Linked DNA regions of Homo sapiens: region 1 is linked to region 2. Evidence: read pairs that join two places in POLR2A ChIA-PET (ENCODE). Cell type or tissue: B cell. All regions are shown on one strand. Each heading gives the region's core, and the rest is flanking DNA. Links, peaks and the distances in the headings are about the cores only.

Region 1 (10,053 bases), core at 2,931-7,930, 1.6 Mb before region 2:
GGGCTGGGGAGATGCTACAGTCCTGGGGGAACTTGCAGCACGAAGGAGCAGGGAGATCACACGCTACCCTTGGCCAGGCCTGGCCGCAAGAGAATAAAGGGAAGAGCTAAACTGAACATACACAGTTGTTTCCTCAAATTTACCAAGTAGATAAGTCACTTCATGTATTAGTCCGTTTTCACACTGCTGATAAAGACATACCCAAGACTGGGTAATTTATAAAGAAAAAGAGGTTTACTGGACTCACAGTTCCACGTGTTTGGAGAGGCCTCACAATCATGGTGGAAAGTGAAAGACACATCTTACATGGCAGCAGGCAAGAAGAGACTGAGAGCCAAGTGAAAGGGGAGACCCCTTATAAAACCATCAGATCTGGTGAGACTTCTTTACTACCGCAAGAACAGTATGGGAAAAACCTCCCTCATGATTCAATTATCTCCTGCTGGGTCCCTCCCACAACACATGGGAATTATGGGAGCTACAATTCAAGATGAGATTTGGGTGGGGACACAGCCAAACCATATCACTCCACTTCCAGGGTGTGGAATGTATAAAAGGGCAAAGAAAGAGACTCCGAGTTATATCAGTGAAGTTCCCTTCAGGGGAGGGAAGAAGTGTGCCCCACAACAAGCATCTGTAACATTGAATCACATGAAGAAAGTGTTCATTTACATAATGTCTCCCACTTCCAACTGTAAGCCCCTTAAGGGAAGAATTGCGATTTATTTATCATTGTTTGTCAAAGTCTTATACTCAGAAGACAAGCAAATGTTTGCTGAATGAATGGAGACCTAGAGTCTAGATAGACCTAAGTTCAGTTCTCCTCAGCAAATTACTACAGAAACTTGAGCAAGTTATTTACCCAGAGGTTGTAAACCGATGGCCCACAAACCACATCCAGCTCTAATATGATCTCTTTGACCCCCCAGTGTCTTAAAAGTTTGTAAATTCGATGAAGCTTTTAAAACTTGGGAGATTTCACATAAAGATCTGGATCTCTGGCTTCTGAAAACTTGGAAGACTTATGGTAGATTGAGGCAAAAAAAATAATGGCCTCAATTTTTCACCCCTCTCTTTGTCTACACACTGTGCAACATCGCTTTCAGTTCTTCCCATAAAGGCTGAATATATCATCCTCCTTTGTCTCTGGATTGGATTTGTGACTTGTCTTGGTCAATAGAATGTGACAGAAATGATAGTTTTTCCATTCTGAGCCTGGACCTAAGAGACCTTGTACACTTCCTCTCTTTCTTTCTTGGAACCTTTGAAGACCCCATGTGAACAACCTTGGGCTGGCCTGCTGAAGGATGAGAGACCATACCAAGTTGTCTCAGTTGTTCCAGCCAAGACTCAAGACATGTGAAGGGACCTAGCCAAGATTAGCAAAGCCAGCCCACCGCTCACCCACCTGCTAACCACACATGCATGAGCAATTCCAGCCAAGAGTAGAAGGCCCAACCACCTGATTCATAGGTTGTAGACAATAATAAGTGCCTATTGTTTTAAGCTACTGAGCTTTGGGGGTAGTTTGTTACATAACAATAACTAACTGAAACACTTGGCCATGTAGGGCCGGCTGTTCCTCATCACAACACTTAACTGGGGCTGGGCACAGTGACTCACACCTGTAATCCCAACACTTTGAGAGGCCAAGGCTGGAGGATCGCTTGAGCCCAGGATCGCTTTGAGACCAGCCTGGGCAACATAGCAAGACATCGTCTCTACAAATAATAATAATAATAATAAAAATTAGCCAGTTATGGTGGCATGCACCTGCGGTCACAGCTACTTGGGAGAGTAAAGTGGGAGAATTGCTTGAGCCCAGGCAGTCAAGGCTGCAGTGAGCCGTGATCATGCTACTGCACTCTAGCCTGGGTGACAGAGTGAGACCCCATCTCAAAAAAAGAAAAAAAAAATCTTAGCTGGGGCTGAGTAGCCCCTTGAGATGAGGCATGAATTTTGCAACTTCCAACTGCATGCCAACCACTATCATCTCAATGACTATACATATTTGTATACCAAAAGAGATTGAGAGAACTGTGTAGTCTAAGAAAAATTAGAAAGTGGAGGAAAAATTTACAGATTGCTCTCCATCTTCATGGGTTCTGCAGCCATGGATTCAATCAACTATTGATAGAAAAGATTTGGAAAACAATATTGCATCTGTACTGAATGTGCACAGACTTTTTTTCTTGTCGTTATTTCCTAAACAATACAGTATAACAACAATTTACATAACATTTACATTGTATTTGGTACTGTAAGTAATCTAGAGATGATTTAAAGTATATGGTAGGAAATGCATAGATTATATGCAAATACCATGCCATTTTATATTAGGAACTTGAGCCTCCCTGAATTTTAGTATCCTGGGCTGGGGATCCTGGATCCAATCCCCTACAAATACCAAGGATGACTGTATGTTCTTACTCTGACTCCCTGTACCTGCTTAATTTCTAGATACACTTCAGTTTGAGCTCTTGTTTTAATCCCCTCAGGCTTCGTCTGTAAAAATGAGGTTAAACACATATGCATCAGAGGATTCTTTAAGGATTAAGTTAGGTTTAGCGAATAACATTGGGGTTTTTTTGTTTTTTGTTTTTTTTTGAGACGGAGTCTCGCTCTGTCGCCCAGGCTGGAGTGCAGTGGCGCGATCTCGGCTCACTGCAAGCTCCGCCCCCTGGGTTCACGCCCTTCTCCTGCCTCAGCCTCCCGAGTATCTGGGACTACAGGCGCCTGCCCGGCTTATTTTTTGTATATTTAGTAGAGACGGGGTTTCACCGTGTTAGCCAGGATGGTCTCGATCTCCTGACCTCGTGATCCACCCGCCTCGGCCTCCCAAAGTGCTGGGATTACAGGCTTGAGCCACCGTGCCCGGCCAGCATTGGGGTTTAATGCATAAATTCCAGAGCTAGACTGCCAGGGTTAAGATCCCAGTTTTGCCACTTACTAACTAAATCCATGCATTGTGCCTACTACTGCCCTGATAGATGTTCAATAAAGCTACTTTTGTTCCTTTCCCTTGTTAAAAATCTTTCTAATCTTCACATTGTTTCAGCATGTTGTTATCAATCAAAGCTAACTTTAAAGGAGATTATTATTATTTTATTTATTTATTTATTTATTTATTTATTTATTTATTTATTGAGATGGAATCTTGCTCTGTTGCCCAGGTTGAAGTGCAGTGGCACGATCTCTGCTCACTACAACCTCCACCTCCTGAGTCCAAGCAATTTTCCTGCCTCAGCCTCCTGAGTAGCTGAGTACAGGTGCATACCACCATGCCCAGCTAATTTTTGTGTTTTTAGTAGAGATGGGGTTTCACCACATTGGCCAGGCTGATCTCAAACTCCTGGCCTCATGTGATCCACCCGCCCCAGCCTCCCAAAGTGCTGGGATTAGAGGTGTGAGCTACCGCACCCAGCCAAGATTATTATTTTAGAGATATACTAAGAACTGATAGAGATAAACACAATGTCAATTTTTTGAGTATTTTACAAGAATTATAAAATTATTATTTATACCTGGTGCAGTGCAGTGGCTCACACCAGTAATCCCAGTGCTTTGAGAGGCTGAGTTATGAGGATCACTTGAGGCTAGGAGTTTGAGACCAGCCTGAACAACATAGCAAGATCTCATCCTAACAAAAAAATTATAAAATTAGCTGGACATGGCCAGGTGTGGTGGCTCACGCCTGTAATCCCAGAACTTTAGGAGGCTGAGGTAGGTGGATCACCTGATGTCAGGAGTTCGAGACCAGCCTGGGCAACATGGTGAAACCCCATCTCTACTAAAAATACAAAAATTAGCCAGGCATGGTGGTACATGCCTGTAGTCCTAGCTACTTGGGAGGATGAGGCAGGTGAATTGCTTGAACCTGGGAGGTGAGATGGAGGCGGTTCAGTGAACCGAGATGAAACCACTGCACTCCAGCCTGGGTGACAGAGTGAAACTCTGTCTCAAAAAAAAAAAAAAAAAAAATTAGCTGGACATATTGGTGCATGCCTGTAGTCCTAGCTACTTGGGAGGCCAAAGTGGGAAGATCACTTGAGCCTAGGCATCCGAGCCTGCAGTGAATTCTGATTCCACCACTGTACTCCAGCCTGGACAACAGAGTGAGACCCTGTCTCTATAAATAAATATACATGCATAAATTAAATTAAATTAAATATTTATTCCTTCTGACTGAGGTACAAACACCTTCTGAAGAGATCCTAGAGAAATAATAGAGGCAAAAACACATGGATATTTACAGTGTCCATTCAAGCAAGAAAAATGCATCCATAAAATAAATATCACTATGGGAAAACATGGAAATTTGTTTAGAAAAAATGTTAAGTGAAAAAAATACACAAAATAGTATGTACACATTAGTTGCAATTCTATTAAAATATAACTACAGTTGGAAAGGGTTGGAAGAGAATGTAGGACAATATAGTTACTGTGTCAAACATGTAAGATTTTAATAAAATAATTAACAAGTATACTATAATTTTAAAATTTGGAAAATATAGGTCATTATACTATCATAATAAGTGTTTAAGTATTTGCAGGGCATGACTCAGTGTATTATAATACATAATTCTATTAGCATTTATGAGTAAATTTAATTTTGAGAATTGGTGTGAATAAGAATAAGCTATTATAAAAGCAAAAAAATTTGTCCCCTGAAGGTCTGCAATTTGAATGCTTACACGCAGAGACTTTTCCTCACTTCCATTCTCACACCTGCTTGCATACCTCCTTGTGGAACCAAATAGAACAGAACAAAATTCTAACACCTCCAGCTCAGATCAAACTATAACAGGCCTGGCTGGGCGCGGTGGCTCACGTCTGTAATCCCAGCAATTTGGGAGGCCGAGGCGGGCGGATCACCTGAGGTCAGGAGTTCAAGACCACCCTGGCCAACATGGTGAAACCCCGTCTCTACTAAAAATACAAAAAGTAGCCGGGTGTGGTGGCACTCGCCTGTAGTCCCAGCTACTTGGGAGGCTGAGGCAGGAGGATCGCTTGAACCTGGGAGGCGGAGGTTGCAGTGAGCTGAGATTGCACCACTGCACTCCAGCCTGGGTGACAGAGGAAGACTCTGTCTCTAAAAAGAAAACAAAAACAAAAACAAACTATATCAGGGAAATAAACTAAGTTTCCATCCTTGACAATTACTCTTAAATGAGGACAGGATGCTGTTCTCAACCAACCAGGTAGAACAGCATAATCCCAGTCTGCCCAGATTTACAACCCTGGCTCCATGCCGTGTGATGGAATATCACACCTAGTGTGTTATGGTCACACTCAGCTTTTCAACATGTCGCCTGTAGCTACAGAAAGAAAGGACCATCTCCCTCCTCCTGGGTGCTAACACTGAGTAGAAGCCCCTTTACCCACTCTGACATTCTTCCACAGGAGGAAGAAGCAAGAACTTATTTGGGTGTGGGTACTTTTGTGGTTTAGGTTAACAATGGAGGAAGAGGGCTACTGAATGAAGTCGGCTTAATTGATTTGATGAGCTTGGTGAAGCTCAGTTCTCTTTTTTTTTTTTTTTTTTTTGAGACAGAGCCTCACTTTGTTACCCAGGCTGGAGTGCAATGGCACGATCTTGGCTCACTGCAACCTCCACCTCCTGGGTTCAAATGATTCTCCTGCCTCAGCCTCCTGAGTAGCTGGGATTACAGGCACCTGCCACCACGCCCAGCTATTTTTTGTATTTTTAGTAGAAACAGGGTTTCACTATGTTGGCCAGGCTGGTCTCGAACTCCTGACCTCATGATCTGCCCACCTTGGCCTCCCAAAGTGCTGGGATTACAGGCATGAGCCACCGCGCCCAGCTTCTCAGTTCTCTTTCTATATCTTGCCAGTTGAATATGGACTCTTGTTTTCCTGTCTTTAACATGGATTAATTCTCTTTTTGCCCATTCCTACTTCACAGTTGGTGGCGATGAAGGCAACTAATGAGTAGTGAGTACCTACTATGTGCCAGGCCCTATGCTAAGCTCTTCATATTCATTTATCTCACTTAGTCCCCACTGAAACCCCATAAGAAAGGTATTTATGGCTAGGCACAGTGGCTCACGCCTGTAATCCCAGCACTTTGGGGGCAGAGGAGGGTGGGTCACTTGAGATCAGGAGTTCAAGATCAGCCTGGCCAACATGGTGAAACCCCATCTCTACTAAAATACAAAAAATATTAGCCGAGTGTGGTGGCTGGCTAACATAGTAAAATGCCATCTCTACTAAAAAGACAAAAATTAGCTGGGTCTGATAGCACATGCCTATAGTCCCAGTTACTCAGGAGGCTAAGGCAAGAGAATCGCTTGAACCCAAGAGGCAGAGGTTGCAGTGAGCCAAGACCATGCCATTGCACTCCAGCTTGGGTGACAGAGTGAGACGCTGTCTCAAAAAAAAAAAAAAAAAAAAAAAATAGCTGGAAGACACATGTTAGAAGAGTAATGAAAAGAGAAGACTACATCTTATTCCTTGTATGCAGTATTGGGTTCCAAAATAAACTTTAATTCTGAAACACTATTCCCTACTTCTTGTAGCATCTAAAAAAAAAAAATTTTAATTGCTCTAAGCCCGTGGAACTTGTAGTCATGCACTACCAGCTCAGAGCACCAGAAGAGACCTTCCTGATTATAGAGGCCAGTGGCCTCCTTTTGTAATTGAAGACAATGGCAGAAGAGCAGGTCACAGTAAGGCCACACAGAGCTCCAGCCCAAGCCTAATTTACCAGGCCTCCTTTAGTTCTCTGCTGGCCCCTTCCGCAGTTTTAATCCCTGTCCAGATGCTTCTTAGAAACACTGAAAATTTTACCTGCCCCTCTTCTCCCTCACTCCCTCCCCCACCCTCAAGCAACCACATCTTAGGGTTCTTGGTCATCATCAAGCGCTCTGTGCCTGCTGGGCTGCCTGTGTTCACAGAGCTCCACATGCAAGTGCAGGAAGGTCTGCAGGTATGAGCTTTGATTAAGCTGAGAGACTCCCCTTAGACTCAAGCTGTCCTCAGCCAACCACAGGCAAGTCTTATTATTCTGCAGCAAAGAGGGTCCTACCACATGTACTCACATTTGAAGGCAACTGCAGCAGAGATGTCAGCAGAACTGGCTGAAAATTGCTTCTATACTCTTTGCACGTTCATGCAGTAGTAGAGATATCATATATAACTGCTATAGTTTGAATGTTTCCCCCCAAAGCTCATGTGTTGGAAACTTAATCCCCAATGCAACAGTGTTAAGAGGTGGGACAGTGTTAAGAGGCTCTGCCCTCATGAGTGGATTAATGCTGTTCTTGAAGAGTGGGTTAATTATCACGGGAGTGGGTTCCTGATGAAATGACATGATCAGCCAGAGCTCTTCCCCACCATCTGTCTCTCATGCACTTGTCTTCTCTTGCTCTTCCACCTTCTGCCATGGCAAGATGCAGTAAGAGACCCCTCACCAGATGTGGGCCTCTTGACCTTGGACTTCTCAGCCTCCAGAAGGTAAGAAATAAATCCCTATTCTTAATAACTTACCTGGTCTGTGATATTTTGTTATGGCAACACAAAATGGACTAAGACAATAACTAAATCAAATACAGAGATCTATAGAAATACAGCTAATGAAGGCTCCATTCTTTAAGTTTTGAGTTAGACAAAACTAAAAATTCTCTATGAGACACACTCCAATCAAGCTTTTGCCAACATCTTTCTGCTAAAACTGCTCTCAGTAAGGTTACTGCTACATTGATAAACGCAATGGATGATTCTCAGTTCTCTTCTACTTGAATCATCAGTAGCACTGGACGCAGGTAAAGACAGGGCCAATTCCTAGATAATGTTACTTGGTGAAGATTCATTCATGCTCTGGTGACAAAGGTTTGGTAATTAACACCAAAATGGACCAGTATTCTTTGTAGTTGTTGAATATATATTTGTGCTTAAGTTAATGGAGTACAGGTCCATCTGTGAAATAGATTCAGTTCTTTTTTCTTTTTTTTTTTTTTTTTTTTTTTTTTTGAGACAGAGTTTCACTCTGTCGTCCGGGCTGGAGTGCAGTGGCGTGATCTCAGCTCACTGCAACCTCCGCCTCCCAGGGTCAAGTGATTCTCTCACTTCAGCTTCCTGAGTAGCTGGGATTACAGGCACATGTCACCACATCTGGCTAATTTTTGTATATTTTGTAGAGACAGGTTTCACCATGTTGCCCAGACTGGTCTTGAACTCCTGAGCTCAAGAAATTTGACCGCCTTGACCTCATGTGCTGGGATTACCTGTGTGAACCACCATGTCCGGCCTAGATTCAGTTCTTAACTATACTTTTTGTCTTTAGGAAGAGCCAAGTTATCACGTTTGTGTAGAGAATTGCTTCAGAGGTGGATTAAGCTAAGAAGATATAGTATTATCAACTACTACCCATACCCTTGCCACTCGGTGAGTCTTCACTATGCATCAGAAACTGCATAGTCTGTAGCAAAGGTCACAGACTTTCTGGAGCTTTCTGTAACCTCACTCCCTGGATTTGAATTCTGGCTCTGAGGCTTATCAATGAAGAGAACAAGAAAGATATACAACATGTAGGGCGTGAGCAGTTGCATAAATTGTTCACTGCATAAAGATACCCAGTCAAGGAGTGAGTGGCAGCTGTAATTCTGCCCACGCTCCTCTCACCAAGCCAGTCTTGCAATGTATCCAGTGCAAGGTAATGTCCATCCACAGGAGAAGTTCTTTGCTTACAGAGGTGCGTCTGTTCAGAGGACACGACATTTTTTTTTCTTTTTTAAAATTTAATTTAATTTTATTTTTTTGAGATGGAGTTTCACTCTTGTTGCCCAGGCTGGAGTGCAATGGTATGCATCTCAGCTCACCGCAACCTCCACCTCCCGGGTTCAAGCAAGTCTCCTGCCTCAGCCTCCCGAGTAGCTGAGATTACAGGCATGCGCCACCACACCCAGCTAATTTTATATTTTTAGTAGAGAAGGGGTTTCCCATGTTGGTCAGGCTGGTCTTGAATTCCTGGACTCAGGTGATCCGCCCTCCTCAGCCTCCCAAAGTGCTGGGATTATAGGCGTGAGCCACGGCGCCCAGCCTGACTTTTTCCAATTTATACAAAGATGCCAAATGACCAAGCAGCAGCCCTGAAACTGGGTTCTCATGAGGCAGAAATTGGAGCTTTTATCCTCAATATAATTTGGTTATGGATCAGTTATATTTAGAACCCCAAAGCCCAGAACACTGCCTGGCACACATCAGCACTCAACAAATATTTGTTGGATAAATGAATATAAAACAATCGGAGGCCGGTGGCTCACGCCTATAATCCCAGGACTTTGGGAGGCCAAGGTGGGCGGATCACTTGGGGTCAAGGGTTCGAGACCAGCCTGGCCAACATGGCAAAACCCTGTCTCTACCAAGAAATACAAAAATTAGCCAGGCGTGATGGCGCATGCCTGTAGTCCCAGCTACTAGAGAAGCAGAGGTGGAAGAATTCCTTGAACAAGGGAGGCACAGAGGTTACAGTGAGCCGAGATCACACCACTGCACACCAGCCTGGGCGACAAAGTGAGACCCTTTATCAAAAAAAACCAAAAAAAGGCCAAGAGCAAGATATAAGTGCTGAGTGTTGAGGAATATAGTTGCACTTCTCAAATTGTGGTCCAGGAACCCCTGGGGTTCCCTAAGACTTCAGAGAACCATGAAGTCAAAACTATTTTCATAATGATACTGTTGACAAACAGAGTCGAACTCTGTAAAATATTTGAAAAGACTTTTTCTGAGCCAAATATGAGTGACCGTGGCCCATGACACAGCCCTCAGGAGGTCCTGAGAACATTGCCTAAGGTGGTCGGGCCGTGGCTTGGTTTTATGCATTTTAGGGAGGCATGAGACATCAATCAAATACATTTAAGAAATACATTGGTTTGGTCCAGAAAGGCGGGCCAACTCAAAGCAGGAGGGCCTCCAGGCTATAGGTGAATTTAAACATTTTCTGGTTGACAATTGGTTGAGTTTGTCTAAAGACCTGGGATAGATAGAAAGGGAATGTTCAGGTTAAGATAGAGATTGTGGAGACCAAAGTTC
Region 2 (10,053 bases), core at 2,122-7,121:
AAGGTGTTCCATAAGTATTTGTTAATTAATGTATGACAGCTAAGCTACCCCAGGACAATAACACCATGTTGAAATGGATTCAGGGGCTAGTGGACACAAGCCACTGCAAACCTCCACTTTCTCTTTTGTGACTTACATCACAGTATATCCCATCTCAGGCAGTCTCTTCCTGCTACACAAATACATTTTCTTGAGATTTCTTATTTCTTTTCCAATCTACTTTAGAGCTTTTCTATTTCTTCCCAGGGCATTTCTCCTCCTCGTGTGATGACAGACAAAGCTACCAAGGCAGAAAAGTGTCATGTGCTTGTGAATTTACGAGCAGCACAGATACATTTACCTTAAAGGAAAACAAAGCTATATGATTTGAAGTAAAATTAGAAATGCTAGTCTAAGAATTATCCATCTCTAAAACATTACAAAAGGTGTGGAGATTCTCTGCATCATCTCTGCAAGTTTCCACCTTTATTATCTATCCATCCATCTAATTTAGAATTGCCAGGAAATACCGAGGTTGAGTTAGGTGACCATGAGTTCTGGTGAAGATCAGACTGGATGTATGATCCACTCCCACCTCCAGAAGCTCTCAGCATTTCTAGTGCAGGTGGACAGTTGTCTTGGATTGTGTTTGGCAGGACAGTGCAATCCAAGGACAGTGGCACAGTGGAAATGTTGGTTCTTGGGACCTAACTCAGAGAGGTAAAACAGAATAAGGCTGTAGAGAAATAGCCAAGGGATTGGTGAACTGGACATTCCAAATAGGTTGAAGAATGGGTGTCTTGGGAATAATGGAGTGAGTGACCTGGAAGGTTAGGAGGTGAGTTGTCAGAGAATGGGGACCTACCTGTAAGTTTAGTATTTAGAGGTGAAGCAGTCCTAGGGGATGGTGCGGTCCAGGGAGTGCCTGCGGAAGTGGGAGAACTAGAAGGGAGTGGAGAAGATCCCTGAAGATGAAGAGATGAGTGAAAAGAGTGACTGGGGTGTTAAACATGGTTCCTTGTGGATCCTGAAATTACTCAGAGCTATGGGCAGAGTAAGACTTAGGCCCTCAAGTCATGTCTTAATTCCATTAAAAAAAAAAAAAAATGTCTGAGAAACATGGAAGATAGCCACCAGGAGAGAATGGTTAGAAGATATCCTTTTTCTATAGTTAAATCTGCTTTCCTTGAATCATGATTATTCAAATTAAAAATAATCACTTGGGCTGGGTGTGGTGGCTCACACCTGTAATCCCAGCACTTTGAGAGGCTGAGGCAGACAGATCATCTGAGGTCAGGAGTTTGAGACCAACCTGGCCAACATGGTGAAACCCTGTCTCTACTAAAAATATAAGCATTAGCCGGGCGCTGTGGCATGCGCCTGTAATCCCAGCTACTCTGGAGGCTGAGGCAGAAGAATTGCTTGAACCCGGGAGGCGGAGCTTGCAGTGAGCCGAGATTGCATCACTGCACTCCAGCAGGGGCGACAGAGCAAGACTCCATCTCAAAAGAAAAAAAAAAAAAATCACGTGTATTTCATTGTTTATTGGTTATTTTGCAAGTAAAATATGTCAGTAGTTTTATTTTCTACTTTTTATTGAAAACATATTATTTCTTCTTTATTAAGAGTTTCAGTCAACTTTTGGAGACCTGTCAGAGACCTTAAAACATTATTTATACTATGACTTCAAAGCGAAATTATTTATAATTTCCAAATCAATGTCCTACACATACAAAGAGACTGCAACTTCTTGCTGAGTTGGAGACTACCTAGATTTTTCCTGTGCTGGTAGTCAGAGTAAGTAAAGAATGGGAGACCCACAAAGTAAGAAAAACTACCTCCCTTGTTTTGGAATGAGGCTGTTTTTCAACTATTTTGGAGTAAGGTGGACTCTTTATGTTTCCATCCCTCTCCTCTATGTTAAGGAATAATTATTGGCATTTAAATCTTGAATTTAATCTACTTCAGTTAGTATTGCTTGAACTTTTACCATAGGTCTCGGGTGGGGGTGATAGTGCAAGAAATATGTATGACATAATCCCTGCATTCAAGGAATTAGAGAGAATATATGTATTATTCTGCTTAATTATTACACAATGCAGAAATAATAATATAATGAATACAATTTATTTTATTTTATTTTATTTTATTTTATTTTATTTTATTTTATTTTTGAGACAGAATCTCATTCTGTTACCCAGGCTGGAGTGCAGTGGCACAATCTCAACTCAGTGCAACAACCTCTGCCTCCTGGGTTCCAGCGATTCTCCTGCCTCAGCCTCCCAAGTAGCTGGGATTATAGGTGTGTGCCACCCTTGGCTAATTTCTGTATTTTTAGTAGAGACGGGGTTTCACCATGTTGGTCAGGCTGGTCTTGAACTCCTGATCTCAAGTGATGCTCCTGTCTTGGCCTCCCAAAGTGCTGGGATTACAGGTGTGAGCCACTGTGCCCGGCCAAGAATATAATGAATAAAATTTAGAAAAGGACAATGATATGAGAATTAAATGGATAAAAAGGTAAATTTATTTGTCCAAAATATGAGCAGTAATGTGTGGTTTGGTTTTTGTCTTCAAGGAGCTTACAGTCTTGCAAAAGAAATGACATCTGGTCAGGAAATCCTCAAAATCTTCATGGAGGAGGTGATATCTGTGTTAGAACTTCATGGCTGCAGAAGGGGCTAGAAATCACATTTTAGGATCTGGAAAGGGCATGGAGGCAAAGGGTCCAACAGGAACCTGGGTCACTTAGGAGTGGAGTGAGATAAGGTAGGAGAGGTCAGTCAAGGCCATGTTGTGGAGAAAATTGGAATTTGACATCGGGAAACCACAGAAGGTTTTTAAGCAGGTGAGTGGCATGATAGCATATAAAAATGACATGAAGTTTAATGTCAGTATAAAGCTCCAACAGTGCAGAGCAGAAGGCAGCAAGCAAAGGGTGCATACATCTATTCATGTATATATACATATGTCATCTCTCTCTCTCTCACCCTGTACACACATGCACATGTACATGTGCACGTGTGAGCATTTTTCTACCTTAGTGACTAAGCCAGCAAAGAGGCAGGGTGTACACTGTGCTCTAGGGAAGTGGTCTTGCCACCTTTTCTTTTCTGCTCATTCCAAGTGCATTGCATGCCCACACTTCCAAAACCCTGAAGTTTGAAGCATTTCCCTCCGTGTAAAAGCTCAGTTGCACAGGCTCCCCTGGTACTTGGCTGGGAAGAGGACTTCAGCCTTTTATTCCTTGGTCTCCCAACCTGGCAAGCCATTCTGCCTTCACAAATGCTTTGGAAGTTTTGCTGATCTGTCCTAGAAAAAATTAAACACATGGTTCTCCCACATGAACAGTGGAGAGTTCTTCATCACCCTGGCAATTAAAAAAGATTTGCTAATACACAAAAACATGAAAATGATAATAATGCTCATATCCAAGTGATAGGAGTAGGGGGGATATTTTTTCTTTGCCTTTCAATATTCTGAGTTTTTTTCTTTAATGAGCATGTATTCCTTTTGTAATAAGAAACAAGTGTGTTTTAAAAAATAGCTAAAATGCCAGGCATGGTGGCTCACGCCTGTAATCCCAGCATTTTGGGAGGCTGAGGTGGTGGATCACTTGAGGTCAGGAGTTCGAGGCCAGCCTAGCTAACATGGTGAAACCCTGTCTCTACTAAAAATACAAAAATTAGCTGGGCGTGGTGGCACGTGTCTATAATCCCAGCTACTCCGGAGGCTGAGGGAGAAGAATCGCTTGAACCTGCGAGGCGACTTTGCAGTGAGCCGAGATTGTGCCACTGCACTCCAGCCTGGGCGACAGAGTGACTGTCTCAAAAAAAAAAAAAAAAAAAACCGCTAAGAAAGAAAGAAACGGGCAAGTTGTGTATGATTAAGTGTCAGATCTGAAGCACAGTTTTGCAAGTTGGCCCTTTGAAAGCACCTCAGAGCCAGAGGTGCAGTCCTTTGATTGGGATTTTGAAGGGGGCTGAGTCTAGCGGGGCAGGAGGTGGTGAAGAGGGAGGCTCTAGGAATCAAGGGCAGTGAGAGAAGGCAAACGTCTTTTATTGACTGTGGGTTTTTTTTTTTTTTTTTTTTTTTTTTTTGAGATGAAGTCTAGCTCTGTCGCCCAGGCTGGAGTGCAGTGGCATGATCTCAGCTCACTGCAACCTCCTCCTCCCAGCTTCAAGTGATTCTCCTGCCTCAGCCTCCCGAATAGCTGGGATTATGGGCATGTCCCACCACACCCGGCTAGTTTTTGTGTTTTTAGTAGAGACAGGGTTTCACTATGTTAACCAGGCTGGTCTCCAACTCCTGACCTTGTGATCCGCCTGCCTCGGCCTCCCAAAGTGCTGGGATTGCAGGCACTGCACCCGGCCGACTCTTTGGCTTTTTAAAGACTGCTTGGATAGTTGGACCTGTGCTGGTTCTTGGAACTGGAATTTCCTCTTCAAAATGACACGTAACAGTATTTACTTGACAAACCTTTCCAAAGAAGAAAAGCTAAAAACAAACACAAAAAACAAAACAAAACAAAAAAAACCCACCAAAACCAAAAATAGAAAAGCCAGCAAACTAGAATGAGTAGAGCCGAAGTTCCTATTTCTGAAGAGATAGGAATATATTAAAACTCCTGGATCAAGGTCCATTCATCCTCTCTGGGGGTCTTTTGCCAGGATCTGTTGATTCGACGGGAAACAGAGGTGTCAGCAGTTGTGGATGTGAGTATGTGAGAGATGACCTGCAGCCCCCAAACACCATTAACGTGTCTGGTGCGTTGTCTCAGCAGGAGGGGCTTCTAGCTGCTCCGCTGTTTCTTTCTGAGCTGCATCTGCTTGTCTGTTATTGTTCGTAGGTTTTCTGGGTAACTATAAGCAACGGCCTTGTTAGTTCCTCTTGAGATTGCCCACTACTCCCCACCCTTATTTCTCACCTCCCAGCATCCTGTTTGTCTCCCTGACTCTGTTCCCCGCCCTGTCCCCACCCTTACAGAGCTACCAGCCCTTTTAGCCATGTTTTCTTCCCTTAGCTCATTAATTTTAACCTTTTATTAAGTGTTCTCACATCAAACAAGGCACGTCATCTATCCAATTGTTTATTCATTAATTTGTGCTTTCTTCTATCGTGAATATCTTTAAAATATGTCCAGATGTATATTGCAGTGTGTCTTCCCTTCCTCCCCTTGTCTTGAAGATACTGTTATATACCTAATGTAAATGACGAGTTAATGGATGCAGCACACCAACATGGCACATGTATACATATGTAACAAACCTGCATGTTGTGCACATGTACCCTAGAAACTTAAAGTATAATAAAAAATAAATAAATAAAAATTAAAAAAAAATAATAAAAAAGAATGGAAGAGGATAAAAGAAAGTATGGACAGCTTTGAATTATGTAAAAGGCTTTTTTTTTTTGGTGTGCTTTGCCCTTAAAGTTACTTGCTTGTGATAGGAACAAGAAATCTACAATATATATTGTGTTCATGCTCACATCAATATGTTTAGTTTATTAGATTTTCCAGAATATTTTAGCCCGTCAATAATTGTTGGTTTTTTTTTGTTTGTTTTTTGAGACAGAGTCTTGCTCTGTCACCCAGGCTGAGTGTAGTGGTGCGATGTCGGCTCACTGCAACCTCCGCCTCCTGGGTTCAACAGATTCTCCTGCTTCAGCCTCCCTAGTAGCTGGGGCTATAGGCGCGTGCCATCATGCCTGGCTAATTTTTTGTATTTTTAGTAGGGATGGGTTTTCACCGTGTTAGCTAGGATGGTCTCAATCTCCTGACCTCATGATCTGCCTGCCTCGGCCTCCCAAAGTGCTGGGATTACAGGCGTGAGCCACTGTGCACAGCCCAGCCAGTCAATAATTTTATGTGACGTGTCTGGACTTAAATTTAAATTTTTCTCATTGCTGTTGCAAATGGGTCTATTAACTATGAAACGTTATAGAGTCTAGCACTTAAGTTTTGCAGGTTTATGAGGAATATTTAAACATTTAAAAAAATCATCATAAAAGAAGTCATCAGTGCTCTAGCACAACTAAATATATAATTCTGCCTAGTGGTCATGGTATCTTCTCAATAGAGAAAATTCACTTTCTAAAAAAGAGAAACATTTAGTTTTTTAAAAAGGAGGGAAACACTTTCAAAATTTGAGTACAACTTTTGCTACACAGTAATGTATCTAATCAGTTTCCTTTTCTGCACTAAAGATAAGGGAAATGGATTCAAAAGAAGCAGGAATGGATGATGGTATTCTAAACTCATCTTGTTTCTTTTGCTATTTCATCAATATCTGAAAAATAAGATTTCCCCTGAGATTCACACGAATGTGTCTCCTTTTCCATGTTTGTTTATTTTCTTATGTGGCAAATTGTTTCAAATGCAATTGATTTTCTTTCATTTGGTACTATGAAGATGAGGGCGTCTTAAAGGAGTTCCCAAGATTTAGGAGGAAACAGGAGAAGTCTTGAGGAGCATTTGTCACCACCTCCCAGGAGAGACACTCTTGGTAGGATATCAGCTTACTTTCTCGAACCACATATCTCAAGGTGTTCCCAGTTATGATGCATTTGAAAGTACCTGTCTGGAGTCCAGTCCTCAGGACTTTTCAATTTTCATTAGGTGGTAGTTATCAAATGAGTAGTGTAGTTTGGATAATGACAAAATTAGTCACATTTATTAATGTATTTCCCTTAACTTTCTTCTGCACCTGCAGAAGTACCCTTAGATCCAAACAAACAAACAAACAACAACGCCCCCCCCTCCAAAAAAAAAAAAAAACCCCAGTTAATCTAGACCATTTGGTACAGATGACTGACAAAGATGCATTGTATAATTCAGACACAGCAATTGCTGTGTCTGAGATCTCGGCTCACTGCAACCTCCACCTCCAGGTTCAGGCAATTCTCCTGCCTCAGCCTCCCGAGTAGATGGGATTACAGGTGTCCACCACCACACCTGGCTAATTTTTGTATTTTTAGTAGAGACGGGGTTTCACATGTTGGCCAGTCTGGTCTCGAACCCCTCATCTCGTGATCCACCTGCCTCGGCCTCCTAAAGTGTTGGGATTACAGGTGTGAACCACTGCACCCTGCCAACACTGTTGATTATGTTATTATTTCAATTCCAGATAACAGTCTTAATTTCTGTCTCTCTCTCTCTTTTTTTCTCTTTCTCTCTTTCTTTCATATGGAGTCTTGCTCTGTCTCCCAGGCTGGAGTACAGTGGTGTGATCTAGGCTCACTACAACTTCTGCCTCCCGAGTTCAAGCTATTCTCCTGCCTAAGCCTCCCAAGTAGCTGGGATTATAAGTGCACGCCACCATGCCCAGCTGATTTTTATATTTTTAGTAGAGATGGGGATTTCACCATGTTAGCCAGGCTGGTCTCAAACTCCTGACCTCAAGTGATCTGCCCACCTCGGCCTCCCAAAGTGCTGGGGTTACAGGCGTGACCCACCGCACCTGGCCCAGATAATGGTCTTTCTATTCCATCATCTTTAGAAATTAGGAAAGGAAGGCAAAAATTTTTAGCCTGTTTTAAAGAAAACCTTTCCTGTATCATTGTTTTAAACAGATATGTGTATCATTCACCTTTTCTTTTCAAATCTGAAAAACAAATTCTCCAAAAAATTTTAAATTGTTTTTATACTCTAGAATTATTACCAGCACTACCACTCTGTGCACTTTACATTTCTAGTTAGCAGCTGGGCACGGTGGCTCATGCCTATAATCCCAGCACTTTGGGAGGCTGAGGCAGGTGGATCATTGGAGGCCAGGAGTTGGAGACCAGCCTGGCCAACATGGTGAAATCCTGTCTCTACTAAAAATACAAAAATTAGCTGGGTGCAGTGGCACACACCTGTGATCCCAGCACTTTGGGAGGCCGAGCAGGGGGCGGATCACTTAAGGTCAGCAGTTCGAGACTACTCTGGCCAACATGGTGAAACCCTGTCTCTAGTAAAAATACAAAAATTAGCTGGGTGCAGTGACACATGCCTGTATTCCCAAGCTACTCAGGAGGCTGAGGCAGGAGAATCGTTGCAGTGAGCTGAGATCGCGCCACTGCACTCCAGCCTAGGTGACAGCAAGACTGTCTCAAAAACAAAAACAAAAACAAACACAAACCCAAATACATTTCTAGTTTGCTTGAACTCTTGTAGTTGTTTATAAGCTACTTAGAGCAAGGGCTTTGTCTTTTTTATAGTTTCTGTTACAATTTTTATACTTAACAGACAGTTCTATATTTTTCTAACAACTAATTTCCTTGGCCATAAAAATAACTTTTCTTATTCTTTTCTTTTTTCTTTTTTTTTTTTTTTTGAGACAGAGTCTCACTGTCACCCAGGCTGGAGTGAAGTGGCGCAATCTCAGCTCACTGTAACCTCTGCTGCCTGGGTTCAAGCCATTCTCCTGCCTCAGCCTCCCAAGTAGCTGGGATTACAGGTGCCTGCCGTCGCGTCTGGCTAAGTTTAGTATTTTTAGTAGAGACGAGGTTTCACCATGTTGGCCAGGCTGATCTCGAACTCCTGACCTCATGATCCACCCACCTTGGCCTCCCAAAATGCTGGGATTATAGGCGTGAGCCACTGTGCCCGGACATATACATGACTTTTAAAATTTGAATTTATTTCTCCATAAATAGGATGCTTATACTATTATTTATCTAGTATTGATTTGTATTTTTATATCTTATACCTTATGGCTTATCACTTGCTTTAGTACCTCTGTTATATTCTTGAAAGTATCAACTTTACTCAAAATAGTATAATTTAAAGCCATTTCTCAAGGAAAATATTAAATATAATTAAATTTAATTATAATATTTAATAATTACATATTATATTTAAAGTATTATAATTAAGAGTTTCATATAAAACGTCCTTTTATATCACATAAAAATGGATGTCCTATTGAAAGGAGAAAAATTCTCTTGTCCCCCTTGTAGGGCATGCGATGGGGTGTGGCTTGGACTCGCTTCTTCGGTGCCCTGCTCCTCAAAACCCCTAGGGGTGGCTGGGCTCCGTAGCTTATGCCTGTAATCCCAGCACTTTGGGAGGCTGAGCTGGGCAGATCGCTTGAGGTCAGGAGCTCGAGACCAGCCTGGCCAAGATGGTGAAACCCTGTCTCTACTATAAATACCAGAATTAGCTGGGCGTGGTGGCACACGCCTGTATCCCAGCTACTCAGGAAGCTGATGCAGGAGAATTGCCTGAACCTGGGAGGTGGAGGTTGCAGTGAGCTGAGATCACACCACTGCACTCCAGCCTTGGCAACAAAGCAAGACTGTCTCAAGAAAAAAAACAAAAAACAAAAAACCCTAGGGGGAGCAGGCAGATGGGCAGGTCATGGGGAGTGTGGACTCCAGCCCCATGGCAGCGTCTAGGGGTGAATGTTTACCGCTCCTGAAGCCCCAGTGGGCGTGTGTTACCATGTGCTCTTTTAGTTTAGCCATCCGTAGGTGGCTTGTGTCAGTCAGCTCAATGAGACCCCCTGCGTTATTGCAAGGACAGAGGACTTTCTGCATCTTGGGGTTTCTTGCCTTGGTGTACTAGAAAAATTGGATCACACATGGGCTTGGAGAATGAGTGCAAGGTTTTTGGTTTTTTGTTTTGAGACAGAGTCTCACTCTGTTGCCCAGGCTGGAGTGCAGTGGCACCATCTTGGCTCACTGCAACCTCTGCCTCTTGGGTTTAAGTGATTCTCCTGCCTCAGCCTCTCAAATAGTTGGGACTACAGGCATGTGCCACCACACCCAGCTCATTTTTGTATTTTTGGTAGAGATGGGTTTTACCGTGTTGGCCAGGCTGGTCTCGAACTCCTGATCTCAAGTGATCTACTTGCCTCAGCCTCCCAAAGTGCTGAGATTACAGGTGTGAGCCACCACGCCCGGCCTGAGTGCAAGATTTTATTGAGTTAAAATAGCTCTCGGCAGGTGGGGGAGCCAGAAGGGGGATAGAATGTGAAGGTGGTTTTCCCCTGGAGTCCAGCCACTCAGCAGCCTGGGCCCTCCTCCGACCACTCTGGCCAAACTGTGTTGTTCCCCCGGTTGACGGCCTGCCAGTGTCTGTCGGTGTACTCT

Evidence for each region. ChIA-PET counts read pairs that join two places held together with the same protein. Peaks named below come from ENCODE experiments on the same cell type or tissue, not always from the same donor. Only the 100,000 strongest peaks of a DNase experiment are listed, where the experiment ranks them.
Region 1: POLR2A ChIA-PET joins it to region 2 with 5 read pairs; 1 of 35 experiments calls an interaction of 5 or more read pairs at or near these places.

What each region holds. Positions count from the first base shown.
Region 1 is chr4:40,272,140-40,282,192 of GRCh38, reverse strand. No RefSeq gene overlaps it. Among named protein-coding and RNA genes, the nearest start is that of LINC02265, 30 kb to the left of the region's middle. In B cell, for the core only: no CTCF peak of the experiment used is centred there; a DNase peak (open chromatin) is centred at 5,390.
Region 2 is chr4:38,649,261-38,659,313 of GRCh38, reverse strand. All of the region lies in intron 1 of KLF3-AS1 (KLF3 antisense RNA 1), which reads left to right. Among named protein-coding and RNA genes, the nearest start is that of KLF3, 9.9 kb to the left of the region's middle. In B cell, for the core only: no CTCF peak of the experiment used is centred there; a DNase peak (open chromatin) is centred at 4,833; H3K4me3 peaks cover 456 bases; H3K27ac peaks cover 1,441 bases.